Regions from separate parts of the Homo sapiens genome. Here regions 2, 3 and 4 are each linked to region 1. A link is a loop called in an ENCODE intact Hi-C map of the cell type or tissue named here. Cell type or tissue: PC-3. All regions are shown on one strand. Region 1 holds the start of LOC105369908 (a long non-coding RNA gene). Region 2 overlaps NUDT4 (nudix hydrolase 4). Region 3 overlaps LOC643339 (a long non-coding RNA gene). Region 4 overlaps LOC643339 (a long non-coding RNA gene).

Region 1 (5,000 bases):
GAAAAGTTTTCAGAACAAGTAACTTAAGTTATATTGACACAGGTGGTCTGAGTTCTAAGTCCAAATAGCAATGTCATGTTGATGGCAGTTGTCACAGTTCTCAAGAGAATGATATCTACTTTCTGTGGCTGTTGTCAGGAGTAAATGACATCATGGTTCTATAGTATCTGCCACACAGCAGGGACTAAATAAGATATTATTATTATCCATTTTAATTTATTTTGAAAGACCAAACAGATGTAATAGGAAATTTTTATATCTCTCAAATTTTTATTGCTTTTCATAAATAATAAGCAAAGTAAATGGCTTGCGGCTTTCCTGGAGTTTAGGAACTACTAAGTTACTAAGGTTATAGTAGAATTTGCACTTACTGAAAGAAAAAAAAAGGGGACAAAAGGAAAAAAAACATTGAGAGCTCTTTTTCTTTGCCATGATGCTAGTTGTCGGCATATTTGCATTCCCCAAGGACTTGGGAGTAATTAGCTCTGCATAAGCTGCACATCTTCAGGAAGAAAACAACTTTTATAAATGCAGAGAGGTTTCATGAAATGGTGTGTCATATGGAAATGCAATAATTTCTGGAGACTAGGAGTCTTTATTCATTCCCTCTGCATATTCTCAATTGAATTAGTAAAATTTTCTTATAAGAGAATGCTACATCTCTTCAGTCTCTGAACATACAAAGCCCAGAGGAACTTCTTGAGTGTTTGTATATTTGAGTGTTTGACTTCAGAATCTCTAGACGGTGGTTGAGTCTTATCCTCAGGAACAGAAAGCAACATGGTCAGATGCCTGTTTGACTCCAAGGGCAGTGCTCATTCAATGCCCCCACCCCAGCTTTCTCCACTGAACCTCGCAGCAGCATTCTAAAGACTGCAGGAGGGACTGCCCTGGTTTTGCCCCCTTCACTCCAGGGAGTCTGAACCTGCTTCACTCAACTTTCCCATCTCTAAAAGAGAGACAAAAAGTGCAGCACTCTTAATGTTTTGATGCGTCATTAAAACAAATAAAATAATCCAAACGATGTAGAAGAAAATTGTTTTACTGACAAATAATAATTATACATATTTATGGGGTACAATGTAACATTTTGATACACCAAGGGATGATTAAATCAAGCTAATTAACATATCCAGCACCTCACCTACTTACCTTTTTTTTCCTAGTGAGAATATTTAAAATCTACTCTTAGCAATTTTGAAATATGTAGTAAGTTATTATTAACTATGGTCACCATGCTGCGCACTAACATTTATTCCTCCTGTCTAACTCAAACTTTGTACCCTTTGACCAACATCTCCTCTTTCCCTGTCCCACCCCGTACCCCCATCCTTGAGTAATCATCATTCTATTCTCTACTTCTGTAAGTTCCACTTTTTTAGATTCCACAGGTAAGTGAAATCATGGAGTATTTGTCTTTCTGTGCTTGGTTTATTTCACTAAACATAATGTCCTCCAGGCTTATCTATGATGTTGCAAATGACAGAATTTCTTTCTTTTTAAAGGGTGTCTAGTATTGTGTAGCCAATTCTTCATAATCCCAAGATATCATTACTATGTGATAATAAAGGCAAGCGTATGAAGTAAAAGAAACTGTAGTAGGTCAAACTAATAAGAAAAATGCTGATCTGAATGTCTATACAATGCATAGATTGTGTTTTTAAAAATGCAACAGTATATAATTTCCGGACCTGCTATAGTCTTGGGAACTAAGCAGTATAAAACTTGGCTAGTGACTAGATAAAATGATGATGTATAACAGACATTAGTTACTTATATGCTTAATTAATCTGAACATTTACCCTACACTCTTATTGGCGTTATTAATTTGTTCAATTTGTTAAAAGAGTTTCCTAAGAAAATGTGGCTTTATTTCAGTACCTATTTTGAATCCCAAATATTTTTTATATTCTGGCTTGATAACTGAGTGACTAAGAGGTTTCAGGGCCTTGCTACTTGGGTTTGTATACAGGCCTACCATTTTCTGGCTATGTTTTCTTAGATTACTTCACCTCTCTGTAACTTAGTTTCCTCAATGATAAAATAAAAATAATAATCATGGTCACCTCATAGGGTAGTTAGGAGGATTGAATGTGTTAGTTCTTATAAAGTGATTAAAGAACCAAATGCATAGTATGTTAGTTCTTGTTTATTTTTCTTGAAGTTAACTGTAGGAATTTTACCACTTACAATTTACAGTGGCATTGCTCTATGGGAATAATACTACGTGGGAGGATTCTACCGTGGTTTTTGATATAGTTTGGATGCTGTCCTCCTCCAAATCTCATGTGGAAATGTAATCTCCAGTGTTGAAGGTGGGGCCTCGTGGGAGGTGATTGGATCATGGGGAGTCTTTCCCCCTTGGTACTGTCCTCACCACAGTGAGTGAGGTCCTGTGAGATCTCATTGTTTAAAAGTGTGTGGCACTCCCCCAACTCCTGCTCCTGCTTCCGCCATGTGAAATGCCTCACTTCCCCTTTGCCTTCCACCATGATTGGAAGATTCCTGAGGCCTCCCCAGAAGCAAAAGCTGCTATGCTTCATGTACAACCTGCAGAGCCATGAGCCAATTAAACCTCTTTTCTTTATAAATTACCCAGTCTTAGGTATTTTTTTATAGCAGTGAATGGATTAACACATTTTATTTCAAATTTATATCCTGTATAGCCTTGCATTATGAAAAGAGCACAGAACAGGAAGTTAGGACATCTTGCTTTGAGGTCTAGAACAGCCATCAACTATATGATCTTGGGTGAGTCACTTCACCTCTCTGAACCTGTTTCCTCAAGAAAAATAAGCAGAGTAGGCTGCCTGCGTGATCTCAAGACAACACACTGTGCTAGAATGAGTCTTACAGCAAGAGTTCAAAGTTCAAATTCTAATTCTAGAACTCGTTGAGTGTAAAATTCACAGCAAGTCATAGAACCTCTTGGAACCCCAGTTTCCACATCTGGAAGAAGGGGCAGAATAGTATCAAAAATGCTTCACTCCCAGGAATGTGGTGAGCATAAAATTAAATAATGAAAAAGTCAACTATAAAGCACTAAATAAATATAAGGTAAAACTATTAATAAAATCTCATTTAGTTTAATATTTCTGCTAAATCTTTTTATTTTCCTATAATCTTTTCCAAGTATTTGTTCTTCTGCAGGTAGAATTCTGTGGGTTGAAACCAGACTATAAAAATCTGTGTGTTTTTTTTTTTTTTTGTCACTCAGACTATCTGCTATGAAGAATGTTTTCCCTTAGTTAAGGTAACAGCTATAAATGTTCAGTTTGCCCCTGAGTCATTATCTGAGTCATGATTCTGTATGAGTCAAGAAATCTAAGAAATATAGAAATTATCTATTTATCCCCTTTCTTTTCTTTGTATAAATATCTCTAGATATAACCAATAAATAACTTGCCTCTATCTTGGGTTTCTTAATATTTTAAAGAGACTGTTGTAGAGGAATAGGGTAATGGGAGATTATCTTCATCAAGAAAGAGCCTGTGCATATAACCTGTACACACACACACACACACACACTCACACACACACACACAAAATCAACAAAACCCTATGCTCCAGCCAGAAAAACACCTTCTTGCCACTAGGCCCCTATTAGTGCTGGTCCCTCCACCTGGAATTCCTGTTCCTCTGATTTCTAACTGTTCAATTATACCTAGAATTCAGGGTTTTGTTATAATCTCAAACTTTCAGTGAGATGGATTGAGTGGTTCTTTGCCCAGTGAAAAATCTTTAAGGCCAATATTCCTTTTTTTGCAGATGGTGAATCTGACAGAGGAAGAATTAAATGACTTGTTCAAGGTCACCTTTGAGGAATTTGCAGGAAGTTTAACTTATGTATATTTTTCCCCTGTAGTACCCCAGGTATATCTTTTCAAATCATCCTCGTCTGAACCAATTTATGCTCCCCTTACCCATCAGGTTCTCCTGTAACACATATATAATACCACATGTTGCCTTGCACTATAGTTGCTTGTGAATAGATACCTCCCTTCCCAGAGAGTAGGTCCCACAGAAGAGTAACTATCTTATTCTCCAAATCCTTTAGAGCTTTTAGCACTGAGTACATACCCAGGTATCACAAATTTTGTATTTGTTGAATTGGAGTGGAACATCTCAAGGATATTTTTCTATTGCCTTTCTATGAATAAGCTCAGTTTTGCATGAGTCCACTTTGATTCTCACCTAAATAAGATCATGTAGAAACACCAAAAGCACCAGTGTAGATGCAAGAGATGGTGAAGACCTGAGGCCTTCACTGCTGCCTCCTGCCAGCCCTGCAGTTCTCAAAGAACAAGGGTCGTTGGGCAATCCTTCCAGACAGCTTCTGGGAGTGACCCGTCCTTGACACATTGAGTTAGCTGTGCTCTGAAGGCCCAAAGCGATTCGAAGCATGATTTTAATGACTGTCATTACTTCTGCCATTACTACCACCCAATAAAAACCATCATCAGCTTGATGTGATTATCCCTCGGTTGTGCAGTGCCTCTGGACTCCAGCAAGCAACAGAGCATATGGTCTTTGCCAATAGCATTATTCATCAATGGAGGATAAAATTCACAGTAGCACCCAGCTTGTCACAGTGGGGAATGGCTTTGGGCAAGTCACAGCTTCAGCTCAGCTTAGCTCTTTCCAAGATGTGGGCTCTTATTCACAATGCCCTTCATAAAAGTGAAAATGAAACACATGCTGAATGGGATTTTTAGAACAATAAGAACCCTATAATTAGGAAGCAATAGCTAAAATTATATTATCCCTGAGAGCAAAGCATAGTAACAAGTTAATGCAATTACTAATCCAGCTTTTTCCGAGGTAGAAGCAAACCATGCAATTATATCCTTAGTCTATATTTTTTCAGGGGCCTAATGACAGGAAAACAAATGAAGTGGATCCCCATCTTCCACCCTTGCCTCCGCTAAGCCATCAGAGGACAAGTTTCCCACCCCACTCTCTCCAATTTCACTTGAAAAATAAAACAGGCCTCCAGCTGT
Region 2 (5,000 bases), 310 kb after region 1:
CGGTACCCAGACCAGTGGATTGTCCCAGGAGGAGGAATGGAACCCGAGGAGGAACCTGGCGGTGCTGCCGTGAGGGAAGTTTATGAGGAGGTGAGATGTTCTTTCACACAAATTCTGTTTCGGAGTTTTAAAAACAAGGCCCTTTGCTACATAACACTAAGACAGCGAGACGGGTCCAGGAGTGCTTTTTGCCTGATGCAACTTTATTTTTAATTTTAATTTTTTTTTTTATTTTTTGAGATGGAGTCTCGCTCTGTTGCCAGGCCTGGAGTACAGTGGAGCGATCTTGGCTCACTGCCACCTCCGCCTCCCAGGTTCAAGTGATTCTCCAGCTTCAGCCTCCCGAGTAGCTGGGATTACAGGCACGTGCCACCGCGTCTGGCTAATTTTTGTATTTTTAGTAGAGACAGGGTTTCACCATGTTGGCCAGACTGGTCTCAAACCCCTGACCTCAGGTGATCCGCCAGCCTCAGCCTCCCAAAGTGCTGGGATTACAGGCGTGAGCCACTACACCTGGCCTTAATTTTTGTATTTTTAGTAGGGACAGGGTTTCACCATGTTGGCCAGGCTGGTCTCGAACTCCTGACCTCAAGTGATCCTTCTGCCTCGGCCTCCCAAAGTGCTGGGATTACAGACATGAGCCACAGCGCCCAGCCAGAAATACTAATTTTTGATCAGTCCTTGCCGCTGATGAAGTAAATGACAATAAAAACTTCACAGAAGCAGGAAGATAGTGAGTTGGTATGGGGAGGGGTATTGTATTTAATTAGATTTAAGTAAATAGCCAGAGTGTAACTTGTATTTATATACATTTTGTTATAAAAAGGTAAACATTTTATATTTCATCTTTTTTTAATAGGCTGGAGTCAAAGGAAAACTAGGCAGACTTCTGGGCATATTTGAGGTGAGTTAAAAAGTAATCTTCACTTTGCTGATAATAGAATTAATGATTTCTTCCTAACCAACCAAATAATGTGGCAGCAGCCTGAACCAGACATTTCTCTCAGACTAGCAGTAGGCAGTCAGTCCAGGATTAGGTAGGGAGGGAAGTAAAAGCCACTTTTTCATATGCCACCACTTTTATTTATTTATTTTTAATTAATTTTTTTTAAGACAGAGTCTCGCTCTGTCGCCAGGCTGGAGTTCAGTGGTGCAATCTTGGCTTACTACAACCTCTGCCTCCCAGATTCAAGCAATTCTCCTGCCTCGTCCTCCCAAGTAGTTGGGACTACAGGCACGCGCCACCACGCCCAGCTAAGTTTTGTATTTTTAATAGAGATGGGGTTTCACCATGTTGGCCAGGATGGTCTCCATCTCTTGACCTAGTGATCCGCCCACCTCGGCCTCCCAAAGTGCTGGGATTACAGGCGTGAGCCACTGTGCCCGGCTGCCATCACTTTTATATAGCATTATTATGGTAGTGATTACTTCTGTTTGAAAATACAGTGGAGCTGATACTGAAATGTTTATCTTAATCCACTGTAGACTGTTTAGGGTATAGATCTTTTAGGAGGTACAATATTTTTAGTATGACCTAAGAGCTTAGGTCTCATGTGTTTTATCTGGAAATGTCCCCATTGCCCTTAGCAAATATTATATGATACACCTAGTGACTTAAAGGATTGTACGAAGATATAAATCTCAGGTACATAGAACAGATGCTAAAAGAATAGAATTCTCTTTCATATATTCTCTTATTACTGAAGGCAGAATAGAATTTTCAGGGAGGGAATTTGAATGTGATAGGCAGTCTCTGGAAGCCAGGGAGAAAGGAGGTCCAGATGTATCTTCATCCAAGATTCAGACCTAGATACACAGTATACCAGAAACATGGTCACTTTCCTTTTTTCAGGGTGCTGTTTATAGGTTAGTACAGCCTTTATAGTAGAACCATATAAATTTTATTTTTAAGCCTTAGGAATTCAGAAAAAATCCCGATTTTGTAGCACTTGGTAGAATTGATGATGACTTTTACCGGAATACAGTAATTAAGAGTAAAGTTGGCCGGGCGTGGTGGCTCATGCCTGTAATCCCAGAACTTTGGGTTGGCCAAGGCAGGAGGATCACTAGGTCAGGAATTCAAGACCAGCTTGGCCAATATGGTGAAACCCTGTCTCTACTAAAAATACAAAAATTAGCCGGGCATGGTGACGCACGCCTGTAGTCCCAGCTACTTGGGAGGCTGAGGCAGAATGGCTTGAACCCGGGAGGTGGAGGTTGCAGAGCGGCACTCCATCTCAAAAAACAAAGAGAAAAGTCGTTCAAGTAGAATTCAGTCTTTTCCAGAATTCAGCAGTTGCTTCACCCAGTTAAATAGCACCATCTCCTGGTTAAACTGAAAAACATACTGAGGTTTTTACAAATAACACATTTGTCAATATGCTGACAAGGTGTTTGAAGAAAATGTCTCACATTATAAATAAAGCTTAAATAATATGGGAAGGTAACAGTATTAAGTGCTTTACAAATACTGTTTAACAGCACACGTCAATCAAAAAATACCTTTCCCCTTAGAAAATATAAGGGAAAATTGGATTGCCCTGCCCATTCATCCCAGTGATTTTTGTGAATTTGTGAATATAGCATAATAAATGTACTGATTTGTGAGACATAGAAATAAAACAACTGATTCTTAAAAATAATGAATGATGTGTTAATTGACAGTTGCCTCTAATTTATTGTTGTTTTTATTCCTTCTCAGATATAAAAAGATAATCCTTCCCAGCTGTAAAAACCCACTGTTTTGAGTAGATTTTTCAGGTTGTTTGTGGCCAAAATCAGGACAATTATCTAAAGTCGTGGACTATGGCAAAGAAGGCTAACTTTAATCAGGATGAAGGAAGGCCAACTTGTTTAATTTTTAACCCAGAAACAAGCTCAGTTGCCTGTTTTATTTAATTTATGTTTTTTTTTTTTAGATGGGGTATCATTCTGTCATCCAGGCTTTAGTGCAGTGGCATGATCTGGGCTCATCGCCACGTCCGCCTCCTGGGCTCAAGCGATCCTTCACTTCAGCCTCCCAAGTAGCTGAATTACAGGCATACAACCACGCCCGGCTAATATTTTCGTATTTTTAGTAGAGACGGGGTTTCACCATGTTGGACAGGCTGGGCTCGAACTCCTGACCTCAAGTGATCTGCCCGCCTTGGCCTCCCAAAGTACTGGGATTACAGACGTGAGCTTCTGCTCCAGGCCATGGGCTATTCTTTATGTGCACCTTGATAGGCCTGCAGGAGGAGTGCTTAAAGGAACTGGTGCTGTTTGCTCTTACAAAGGTCCTAAAGGAAGCAGTTTTCCATGTCATTGAAAGGTTGTCAGGATTAGCCCCAGGGAAGAGGGGATAGGATAAAAACTATGGGAATGCAGGTCTATTATTTTAATAAGATTGCATTCAACTCTTAAGATTTTCTTTATGAAAATAACATCAGATAGGCCAGGTAAGGTGGCTCACACCTGTAATCCCAGCACTTTGGGAGGCCGAGGTGGGTGGATCATGAGGTCAGGGTTTAAGACCATCCTGACCAACATGGTGAAACCCCGTCTGTACTAAAAATACAAAAATTAGCCAGGCGTGGTGGCGTGCACCTGTAATTCCAGCTACTCGGGAGGCTGAGGCAGGAGAATCACTTGAACCTGGGAGGCAGAGATTGTGGGGGAGCTGAGATCACGCCACTGTACTCCTGGGCAACAAAGCGAGACTCCCTGTCTCAAAAAAAAAAAAAAAAAAAAAGAAAAGAACATCAGATATATAGAAATAAGTGTTTAAAGTTTAGTACTGGAGGCTGGGTCCTCATACCTGTAAGCTCAGTTTTTGGGAAGGCCAAAGCAGGAGGTTCCCTTGAGGGCAGGAGTGGACCAGCCTGGGCAACATCTCCAGACTTCTACAAAAAAAGTAGTATTGAGAGCCAATTTCACCACCAGTAATGATGAAGCTCTAGTTCTAGTCTTCTGTTTAACTTTTAAATGTTTTGTCTTATATAAAGTCACTTTTGTGTTGGACTGTACAACTGAATATACTTGCCTGTGCTGGGAAATACGCTATGCTAATCAGCAGTATGCCAGACTAATTTTTTTCCCTTGGAAAATGTGTCCATGGCTAGCTCCTGTAGATTAAAATGCATTTCTTTTTATATTCAAGCAGAACCAAGACCGAAAGCACAGAACATATGTTTATGTTCTAACAGTCACTGAAATATTAGAAGATTGGGAAGATTCTGTTAATATTGGTAAGTTCCCTTTTGTTATCTGAATACTCTGTTCTAACAGAAGATTGGGAAGATTCTGTTAATATAGGTAAGTTCCCTTTTGTTATCTGAATACTCTTTGCTTATATTCCTGTGTCCAGTTTCCATCCTAGATTTTTTTTTTTTTGGTCACTTTTCATTTAGAGCAGGGAAGATAATTCAAATGTAGAGATGCATATTCATCTTAATTATTCCCCAACATATTGTTGTCTAAGTCATTTATCGGGGAGTAAGTGGACATTACTTATATGGCTTACTTTTTAAAATGGACTGTCTTGTAACCAATGTCATTCTTTTCTCTAGGAAGGAAGAGAGAGTGGTTCAAAGTAGAAGATGCTATCAAAGTTCTCCAGTGTCATAAACCTGTACATGCAGAGTATCTGGAAAAGCTAAAGCTGGGTTGTTCCCCAGCCAATGGAAATTCTACAGTCCCTTCCCTTCCGGATAATAATGCCTTGTTTGTAACCGCTGCACAGACCTCTGGGTTGCCATCTAGTGTAAGATAGAGAGAACTGGGTAGGCCTCTCCCACCATGTGCAGTCTCATGGGGAGAGGCTTCTTTCGTTTCCTCGTCAAACATCTGATTGACGCTTGCAAACTGTCTGAATTTGCCATGCAAGGTTTTCAAACAATTTGCATGTTTTTCAGATGCTTTCAAATCTTTTTTTAAAAAAATAGTGTAAAATATTTTAATAAGCCAAAGCCATGTGGAATTTTTGTTTAGATGCCTTAACTGTGCCACACCCCACAACCCCC
Region 3 (5,000 bases), 75 kb after region 1:
AGCCTCCCAAGTAGCTGGGATTACAGGCATGTGCCACCACGCCCAGCTAATTTTGTATTTTTAGTAGAGACGGGGTTTCTCCATGTTGGTCAGGCTGGTCTCAAACTCCCGACCTCAGATGATCCACCCACCTCAGCCTCCCAAAGTGCTGGAATTACAGGTGTGAGCCACCATGCCTGGCCTACAATTTTCTTTACTGTCCATGTCTTATTTTGGAGTCAATCAAGCATACGTCAGTCTAATAAAATGAGCTTTGGAGTACTCCTTCTTTTTGTAATCTTGTTATAGTCTCTGGAATAGTTTATATAAGATTGGGATTATACATTCCTTGAAAATCTGGTAAAACTCACCTGTAAAAAATTATTTGTGGCCAGGTGTGGTGGCTCATGCCTGTAATCCCAGCACTTTGGGAGACTGAGGCTGGAGGGTCACTTGAGGTCAGGAGTTCGAGACCAGCCTGGCCAACATGGCAAAACCCTGTCTCACAAAAATTAACCAGGCATGGTGGTGGGTGCCTGTAATACCAGCTACTTGGGAGGCTGAACCAGGAGAATTGCTTGAACCCAGGAGGCAGAAATTGCAGTGAGCCGAGACTCTGTCTTAAGAAAAAATTATTTGTATGTTATTTCATAATATAGGTAGCTATAATCATTGATGTCATATCTTTCAAGATCATATAATTTAGGCTATTTCTTCTTAAGTTTATATTGATTATTGTTTTCTGGAAGTTAACCATTTTGTATGTCTTCCGAATTAATTGACATAAAGTCATACCTGATTGTCTCTTGTTACCTGTTTTAATTTCTGGTATATTTGTAGTTATGTCCCTTTCTAATTCACAATTTCAATATTGCTTTGAATATCTTTTGTATGTAACATCATGCTGAAACTGGCTGTAAGAAAGCCAAGTTTTAAATAGTTTTAATAGCTAATTCTTCCGAAAACCCAGAGTTGTAAAGAGGAATAGAAACAGAAATACCACTAAAACTACTTCTCCATAACTTCTACCTACTGTCCCTAATTCTTCCCCTGGGAGTCACATAACCTCAAATGTGTACTTCTACATACTCCTTAGAAATTATTACTCTTAAGTAAATCCAAAGTGGTGGTGTTTTGTTCAGTCCGTTCAAGAAACAAGAGACAATACATATCTCTCCTGAAATACATCTTTTGCAGTTTAAGGAGCCTCAGTTTTTCTGAAAGTTACTCAAACACCCTGCATCCCAAGCTCTTTGCTAGCACTCCTTTCTGATGATCCATCCCCAGGCATCAGCATCTGGAACTGAGTCCTTTAGTCCAAGCGTAGTCTGACCAACATGAGGAGAATGAGTCTAAGGCTATCCTCTCACTGGACCATTCCCTTCATACTTCCTAAAATACATTTCTTGCTTGTTCATCACACTGTTGACTCATGTTAATTTTGCAGTCAACCAAATATTTGAGTCTTTTTCACACGTGCTGTTGAGGAATCTTTATCCCCAAGTAATAAAAGAAGACTCCATTATATAACTCCCTAGTCTACAGACTTCAAAAGAGAATTTTAAGCATGTTTGGGCCTTGAGCAAAGCACTGAGATAAAAAGTTGAGGGTGAAGGAGTAGCAGACAGTACTATCCTCAGCAATTAGAGGAGGAGTTCTTTCTTTATAAAGGAAGGCATCTCAGCTGGGTTATACCATAGTCCAATTTCCACAAACAGGGAAGGAAAGAATTCCCTTTTACTGAGTACCGACTGGGTGCCAAGTCTAGGTTAGGTGCTTTATGTGTGTTTATCTCGGCTTTCGTGCTGATAACATCATTGGGTCAAGGTGCAGTGTAAATAAAGAAGGATGTAAATAAATGCTAGGTAAAGTTATTCCCATTTTATGTATGAGGAAACAGAAATTCACAGCATGACTCGCCCCAAATGATACAACTAAAAAGTAATGGGGCCTTGTTCAACTTCTGCACTCTCAGCCAGGAATGAATGACTACAAGTAGAGAGGAGGCAGCAGGCAACAAGAGCAATTGGATGATGCTTTGTGGTTTAATGAAGGACAGGACTTTCACCTACATTAACTCTTTTGGATCACCTGCTCCACCTACCATAAGAGGCTGATTCTCACAACAGCCTCTTATGGTAGGTGGAGCAGGTGATACAATCTTTATTTTACATAAAGATTACAGGGCTCAGAGAACTGAGGGACCTACCCAAGGTTGCCCAGCTAGCCAGTGGTAGAGACACTTTGACCCCGGCTTTCTGACAGCAAGCACCTCTTTTGGCAGCAGGTATGGGGCAAGGAGAACAGCAGGGACCTGGGGCAGGTGTTGACAGATCAATGTGGACATGGGGAAAAAAGCCCCAAAACCCCTCACCAAGGAAATGTAATGCTCTGTTATTTATTTAAAAAAAAAAAAATTTTTCTCAAGCCTTTGAGATGCACAGAAGAGGCCTGGCGTGGTGGCTCATGCCTGTAATCCCAACACTTTGGGAGGCCAAGGCAGGTGGATCACTTGAGGTCAGGAGTTTGAGACCAGCCTGGCCAACATGGTGAAACCCCATCTCTGCTAAAATACAAAAATTTAGCCAGGCATGGTGGCTGGCACCTGTAATCTTAGCTACTTGGGAGGCTGAGGCAGAGAATTGCTTGAACCCAGGAGGCAGAGGTTGCAGTGAGCCAAGATCACACCACTGCACTCCAGCCTGGGCTACAGAGTGAGACTCTGTCTCCAAAAACAAAACAAAACAAAAAGAAGATGCACAGAAGAAAGCAAGCCCAGTGTATTAGTCTGTTCTCACGCTGCTAATAAAGACATACCTGAGACTGGGTAATTTATATGGAAAGAGGTTTAATGGACTCACAGTTCCACATGGCTGGGGAGGCCTCACAATCATGGCAGAAGGCAAAGGAGGAGCAAAGTCACGTGTTACATGGCAGAAGGCAAAAGAGCATGTGTGGAGGATCTCTCCTTTATAAAACTGTCAGATCTCATGGGACTTATTCACTATCATGAGAATAGCACAGGAAAGGCCTGCCCCCATGAATCAATTACCTCCCACCGAGTCCCTTCCATGACACATGGGATTTGGGTGGGGACACAGCCAAAGCATATCACCTAGGTCGATGACAGAAGCAGCAGAGGTGCCTAGGACAGAACACATCACTCCTTCTGCCACAAGCATGTGCTGGAAATGCCTCCAGTCAAGTATCCTTAGAACAATCGTTTTCCCAGCTATTTAAACTCCACTGAAGTCAAGCACCAGCTTATTCCAGGCCAGGCTTTGCCTGCTAATTAACAATTCACCTGCTGGTTACTAGTTCCCACAGGGCCTCAAGTGAGACCAAATCCCCCAGCTGGAAGGTCCTCTTTTTTTTTCCAGCACTGCTAATTCAGCTCTGTTGCCCATCTCAAGCCTGGCTGAGAAGTTGTTCCCCTGCAGCCCCCTTAGTTGCCCCAGGGATTCTAGATGCCCTCTATATTCAAGCCAACATTCATCGTCTGTCAACAGGTGGTGGACATGTACTTTTATGATTGTACTCAGGTTCCTCTGAGTTTTGTTTTTTCAACCCAGACATTAAGAAATCCTTATTTCCTATAGAGGATTTAAGAAATAGAAAAATGGCATGAACCTGGGAGGCGGAGCTTGCAGTGAGCCAAGATCACACCACTGCACTCCAGCCTGAGTGACAGAGCGAGACTCCATCTCAAAAAAAAAAAAAAAAAGAAAGAAATAGAAAAATGAAATTAAAAAAAAAGATAAAAGACATTAAGAAATCCAGAAGCAGAAACACAACTTCTCCAGTATTTTCCAAGCCTGGCTATGGATCAAATTCACCCAAGCACCTTAAAAGAATATACAGATACAGAAAGGATTCTGCAGCAGAGAACCACGTTAAACATTACTTGGATGCCATCAGCAAAATGCAGACTCTGGAAAAAAAGAAAAAAGAGAGAGAGAGAGATGAAGGAAGATGAAGGGAGAACTTGTACATTAAAAGAGACTTAAGAAACGTAACAACCAATGGGATGTTTGAACTTAGTTGGTTCCCATTTCAAAAAACACAAGGTAAAAACAGACAAATGAAAAAAGAAAATTTGGGACATTTGAGAGACAGTTAAAATTTTGAACACTGGCTATATGATGATATTAAAGACTTTTTATTATTTCTGTTTAGATGTAATAATGGTATTGTGGTTATATTTTGAAAAGATTTCATATCTTGAAGAGAAATGTACTGAAATATTTTTGGCTAAAATGATGTGTCTAGGAATTGCTTCAATATGGAGGAGAGCGAGTGGAAATCCAGACGAAGCAGGAATGGCCATCAGTCGATGATTTTTACAGCTGGATGTTAGGTTCATGGAGGAAAGTGGGGTTCATTATACTTTTTGTTCTACTTCAGTATATGTTTGAAATTTTCTGTAATAAAAGTTTAATCTCCCCAGTTTTGTGAACTATTCTATTTATTTTATCCTCATCCTTTAACACACCTATGTACACGGAACTTCCTGTGTAAAATGTTTATTGAGTGTTTATTCCCCAGAGGAGAAGCAAAGAGGAAGTAAGAGTAGGATATTTTTGAACTATGTACAAATACAACCAGTTTCAGACCCTTTTATATGATCTATACTCATTCTAGACTGAGCCACATAGAAGAGCTGTTCCTGAAGTCAGATCAGCCTGGTTACCTCTAAAAGACCAAAAGACTAAACTAAAACAGCCTTTTTTTTCTTCTGTGGAAGCGTACATGTGTGTTTGCATGTGTACGTGTACCGAACAGCTGTCATGGACCTTTGTGCAGGCTGTGCACTGCACAAGTTTGTCACATCTAAGGGGGCATGCTTCACCTCATCAACACATTGCAGATCTATATATTTATTGTGACAACAGTCTTGTAAGTGGCAGCAAAATGTCTTCTTCTAACAAAATTGGTATTTTTGATAACTTTCCAAAAGATGGAAGCAAAAATATCTTAAAGTAGGGACTTCTTTTCTAATTATGTACTTATGGTATGGGCTA
Region 4 (5,000 bases), 55 kb after region 1:
GTGCTGTGATCTCACCACTTCATTCCAGCCTAGGCAACTCTGTCTCAAAAAAAAAAAAAAAGCAAAACAAACAAACAGAAAAACAATAACAATTGTTTAAAAGTGATCAGGTATTCATCATCTCTGCTGAAGTCTCTTATTCTATTTAGTCTATTGATTAAATATGCTGATACAACCTTTTATTTCTTTTTTCTCTCCTTTTCCTTTTTTCTTATCTTCCTGTCTTGCCCAGAAACTGGGTAAGCGTTATATATATATATAAGAAGCACAAAAATACGCTTACTTCAAAAAATATATAAATGTGCTTACTCAAAAAAATATATATATATGCTAACTCCAAAAGCTAATAACTTATCGAACTTCTACTTGAACTTTATTCCCAAAGAGATGAACATATTGAAATAACATGATTAACCCACAAAGCTGATAAAGTGTCCATTGACTTAAATGTTCCTCCTTAGTTATGTGCCAAGCATTGTGCCTCTGTGTAACAGCAGCACAGAAATGGCAATATACAAAACAATTAACAGTTAACTGTTGCTAAACAGTAACAATGAAAGCAGGTTGTGTCTAAATTTTCTTTTAAATCCCATTGTGTGACCCTTTACAACTTTCAAATAACTTCCATACCCATTACACCATTTGTGTTTCATAAACACATATTAGTAGGGAGAACAGGTATTGGCTCATTTTATAATTAACATTCAATATGGTTGGGTTTTGGAGGATCAAAAACTAGAAAGGATCAAAATTCATATTCAGGTCTTTAAAGCTTCAAGTTCTCTCACTATAACAAGCTGATTTATATATAAACAAAATATATAAAACTACGTGATTCAATTCAGTAACACTGAATTTTCATTTAAATCTCATTCCATCCTGAAAAAGATGATCTGATATCATCCTATCATTTTTAAAGAAAACTGTATCAGCTGATATTAAACGTCTAAACATTTTCAAGGTGTAAGAGCCAGATGACCATATCAATTAGGGTTGTAATTCTACTAAGAATTTGGGTCTATACCATGGCAAAACAGTCAGTTAATTTGGTCAGTTTAGGTAAACAGGTCAGTTTTGTGGGAGGGAGGGAAATTGGGTAAGAAATATTCATCACATTAATTTTACTAACATTGCAATACAACTAAAAATGTTATTTGGTTGGGCATATTTAAACATTTAAAAGCTGCTGTAAAGATAATATTGTTACCTCATTTTTATAAGAAGAAAAAACTAAGTAAATCCATTTCTTGGGTGTGCAAAAATAGCCCAAGGGGAAGTGACAGACCTGTGAACAGAACTCATGAATTAAACCTGAGCTTGGTCTACCAGTTCTCTGTAATCAAGCCCCATGATTCACTCATGGAAATCAATGCCTCTTAAACTCACTGAATGACAGACACCTCAACAGACACACATCTGTGGATTCCCATAGCTCCTTTAAAAGTAACCATCAGGAAGCAATTAGGGAGTGCATCTGTCTCTAACAGTCAAGGTATTTTTCCTTCCATTTCTTGCATCTTCTCTTAGGGAATGTGTAACGGATCGTCCTCTCTTAATGGTGCTGTTACTTGGAATATACAAAGTATGCTGACTTGTGAAAGGGTCCCAGGCTTAAACAGCAGGAAAACACAAATAAAGCTGTATTCAAAGAAGATGAATCAAAGTATCTCAGAAGAGGAAACCAGAAAATTGTAATCTTTCTTAAATGCAGCTTTGTGAGCTGAGTAATAAAATACAATAATGTAACTAAGCAGGAGGCTTACATAACTGAAAAAATGAGGGGCAAGGAACTGTTCCAAATCCATTGTACTTATTAGAACCTCTGATTTCCTTTGAAATGGCACATGCAATAAAATTTACTGTGAGCTAGCTAACAAAAAAATCTCATTTTTATGGGAAATAAGTATTGTCAGAAAAACGAATAGATTCTATTTTAAATCCTGAAGATTATAAAATTGAGGTTTTAATAGATGAAGAAAAAAAAAGGCTCCAGAACAGAGGCATCATGGAGGCAGTGATTTCTATTTAATCTTTTATCTGTAAGAGAAAAAAAAATCACCTCAATTGAAACTAATATAGTTTTCTGTGGCAGAATATACCACGATAGCTAATAATGCACTGGCTGTCTGTATTAAGTGAATTTTCTTTTTGTTAAAAAAAATCAGTGCTTGTTAAGCACATGAACTGTGCAAGTTTATATCTGGCCAACTCCTGTCCCCGCACCTGTTCATTCAGGCATTAGCCCTAAGGACTTACAAAGCAAATGAATGTATCCGTAGAGCAATGGGTAAAAATAAACTGAACTATTCTTTTAACACTATCAAAAATGATCTGACCAAATAGAAGATCACATTTCACGAGGTAAAATAGCCAAATGAGATGTTTCCTCACGTTTTATGATTGGTTTGGCTTATTCACTGCGTATGAAATAGCTGACCTTCATTCCAGGAGAATGAGCAGCAACCAAATTTAATGCTGTTTGCTCAGGGGTTCAAATCTGGTTTAGCTGGTTTAATTGCCTCTGAGGCAAAGTTTCTAAATGTGCTACTGTTACACAGAGACCCAATGCTTGGCACATAACTAAGGAGGAACATTTAAGTCAATGGACACTATATCAGCTTTGTGGGTTAATCATGTTATTTCAGTGTGTTCATCTCTTTGGGAATAAAGTTCAAGTAGAAGTTCGATAAGTTATTAGCTTTTGCAGTTAGCATATATATATATTTTTTGAGTAAGCACATATATATATTTTTGAAGTAAGCATATTTTTGTGCTTCTTATATATGTATAATGCTTATTTTATATATATATAAAATATATATTATATATATAAATTATACATATATAAAATATTCTCTATAATAAGAAGTTCCCGGCTGGGTGCAGTGGCTCACGCCTGTAATCTCAGCACTTTGGGAGGCCGAGGCGTGTGGATCACGAGGTCAGAAGTTCAAGACCAGCCTGACCAACATGGTGAAACCCCATCTCTATTAAAAATACAAAAATTAGCCGGGTGTGGTGGTGCACGCCTGTAATCCCAACTACTCGGGAGGCTGAGGCAGGAGAATCGCTTGAACCTGGGAGGCAGAGGTTGCAGTGAGCCAAGATGGTACCACTGCACTCCAGCCTGGGTGACAGAGTGAGACTCAGTCTCAAAAAAAAAAAAAAAAAGAAGAAGAAGAAGAAATTCTCCAGGACAGACAATTATAAAATCAACTAGTACTGTCACTCCCTGGCTCACTATTCTTTAGCCATATTGGCAATGGATTCCTTGAAAAACCTAGATGTGGTTGACTGAATCATTGTTCACAATTTTTCACATCTTTCCTATATTAGATAATGTATCCACATTCATCTACATTCTTCCAAAATACCATCCGCTATGGGTAAAATATTTTCCCCATCCCACTGATTTTGGGCTGGGCCATGTGGCCTCCTTTAGCCAATGAAGTGTTCCTGAACATGTTAAGAGGCCTTAAATGTGCTTGTGTGATTCCATTTGGGCTCTTGTGCTCCTGTCATGTGCTATGTAAGAAACATGTTCCTGGAAGCTATTGGTCAACACAGAATGAGTAACACACAAGGGAGACCTGAACCCTGGAGTCCAGCCAAGCCCCACCAGTTGCAGCTGGCTCACAGACCCATGTGGAAGGAATAAATGCTTATTGTTTCAAACTAGAGTTGTGGATAGTTGGTTGTAGCACACTGCTATAGCAAAATGTCATCTCAGTGCCTCAGCACATTCCCTTCCCTCTACCAGAAATCATCTTCCACGACCACTCTTTGCCTAGTTAATTCCTACTCATGCTTCAGAATTCAGTTTAAATGTCTTGACCACAGGACAGATGTCACAAACCAGATTACCTGCCCCTTCACATCCTGGGTTTCCTATTTTGTGAGATTCATCACTTTTGCAATGTTTTGCTTCATGTCATTCAACTAGAATATAAGCTTCTTTAAGCGGTGGGACCACAGTATATTTTTCATTGGTATTATTCTTAGCACACGACACACAATGCTAATACAAAGTAGATTTAATAAATATTTGTTACCTGATTTTTAAAAAAGGCCATGTGGTTCTACTACTTAAGAGTTAGAAAAGAAACTTAATTTGTATGAGTTTTGGTTTTCAGCAACTATAACATGAACACAATAATACCTATCTCCTAAAACAGTGAGGATTAAATAAACCAACCATTAAATTTAATGAATTTGAGGAAAGACTTGTAAGTATCTGACACATGGGTGCATAAAAGGCATTTGACAACTGACAGCTTTTATTATGGTTGGAAAGATAAATATATTTGCCCTCTGTCTAAGAACTTGATTTATTTTAAAGAGATATTTTTGCAACTCAAAAAAGAAAAAAATCAGATTAGGTTGCAACTTATGATTATTTAATTTGGACATTTCAAAGTATCCTGTTTACTTCCCAGGCTCTGAGTCCCTTTTAGAAGCACTTTCAGGTAGAATTCAGCTAAGAAGAAACAGGTTGGCGATTGATACTTGGTTTATTTCAAACATTTGTCATTAAATGACTCTATCCTTTTAAAAAAGAATGAAATTCATTTTTGCTATTTATGTTTATTTCTATTTGTATTCCTTCCCACCATTTTTGCTATTTAAAATTTTTTCCCTGCTTAATTAATTTTTTAGAGTTGGCACTTACTTATTTTCAAAATGTTTTTCTTCATTCCTACAAATAGCTTTTGGAATAGGATTTTATACAACCTAAATCAGTTTTTTTCTTTTGCCAAAAACAATATGTATCCACTACAAAAAAATTAGAAAATACAGGTAAGTGTAAGGAAGGAAGATTTAAATGTTTGTAATCCTGCCACCCAGAGATATCCACTGAACATTCCTCCAGATAGTTTGATTCAAATGCATATATTTAATAATGGTGGAATTATGTTGTACATTTGCCCTTTTGAAGTTAATATTTCATTTAATTACCACAATTATCTTTCTATGCCAATAAATATTCATCTACATCTTTT

What was found. A loop is a pair of places that touch in the nucleus more often than their neighbours do. Peaks named below come from ENCODE experiments on the same cell type or tissue, not always from the same donor. Only the 100,000 strongest peaks of a DNase experiment are listed, where the experiment ranks them.
Region 2: it touches region 1 in a loop (3-fold over the local background); 24 of 110 quality-filtered maps call a loop at or near these places.
Region 3: a loop joins it to region 1, with 8 times the contacts of the local background. A loop is called at or near these places in 7 of 110 quality-filtered maps.
Region 4: it touches region 1 in a loop (3-fold over the local background); 7 of 110 quality-filtered maps call a loop at or near these places.

The regions. Positions count from the first base shown.
Region 1 is chr12:93,087,572-93,092,571 of GRCh38, forward strand. All of the region lies in intron 3 of LOC643339 (a long non-coding RNA gene), which reads right to left. LOC105369908 (a long non-coding RNA gene) reads left to right here and starts at 2,909. Exons shown (of 4, transcript NR_188219.1): 1 at 2,909-3,057. In PC-3, no CTCF peak of the experiment used is centred here; DNase peaks (open chromatin) are centred at 2,780 and 3,280; H3K27ac peaks cover 3,052 bases.
Region 2 is chr12:93,394,630-93,399,629 of GRCh38, forward strand. It overlaps NUDT4 (nudix hydrolase 4), which reads left to right. Exons shown (of 5, transcript NM_019094.6): 2 at 1-90; 3 at 860-904; 4 at 4,142-4,226; 5 at 4,548-5,000. The coding sequence ends at 4,750. Among named protein-coding and RNA genes, the nearest start is that of NUDT4, 19 kb to the left of the region's middle. In PC-3, a CTCF peak has its summit at 2,320 (motif pointing left); a DNase peak (open chromatin) is centred at 2,312.
Region 3 is chr12:93,162,456-93,167,455 of GRCh38, forward strand. All of the region lies in intron 3 of LOC643339 (a long non-coding RNA gene), which reads right to left. Among named protein-coding and RNA genes, the nearest start is that of LINC02412, 9.4 kb to the right of the region's middle. In PC-3, no CTCF peak of the experiment used is centred here; no DNase peak of the experiment used is centred here; H3K27ac peaks cover 871 bases.
Region 4 is chr12:93,142,911-93,147,910 of GRCh38, forward strand. The region is part of intron 3 of LOC643339 (a long non-coding RNA gene); the gene reads right to left. Among named protein-coding and RNA genes, the nearest start is that of LINC02412, 29 kb to the right of the region's middle. In PC-3, no CTCF peak of the experiment used is centred here; a DNase peak (open chromatin) is centred at 2,371; H3K4me3 peaks cover 670 bases; H3K27ac peaks cover 927 bases.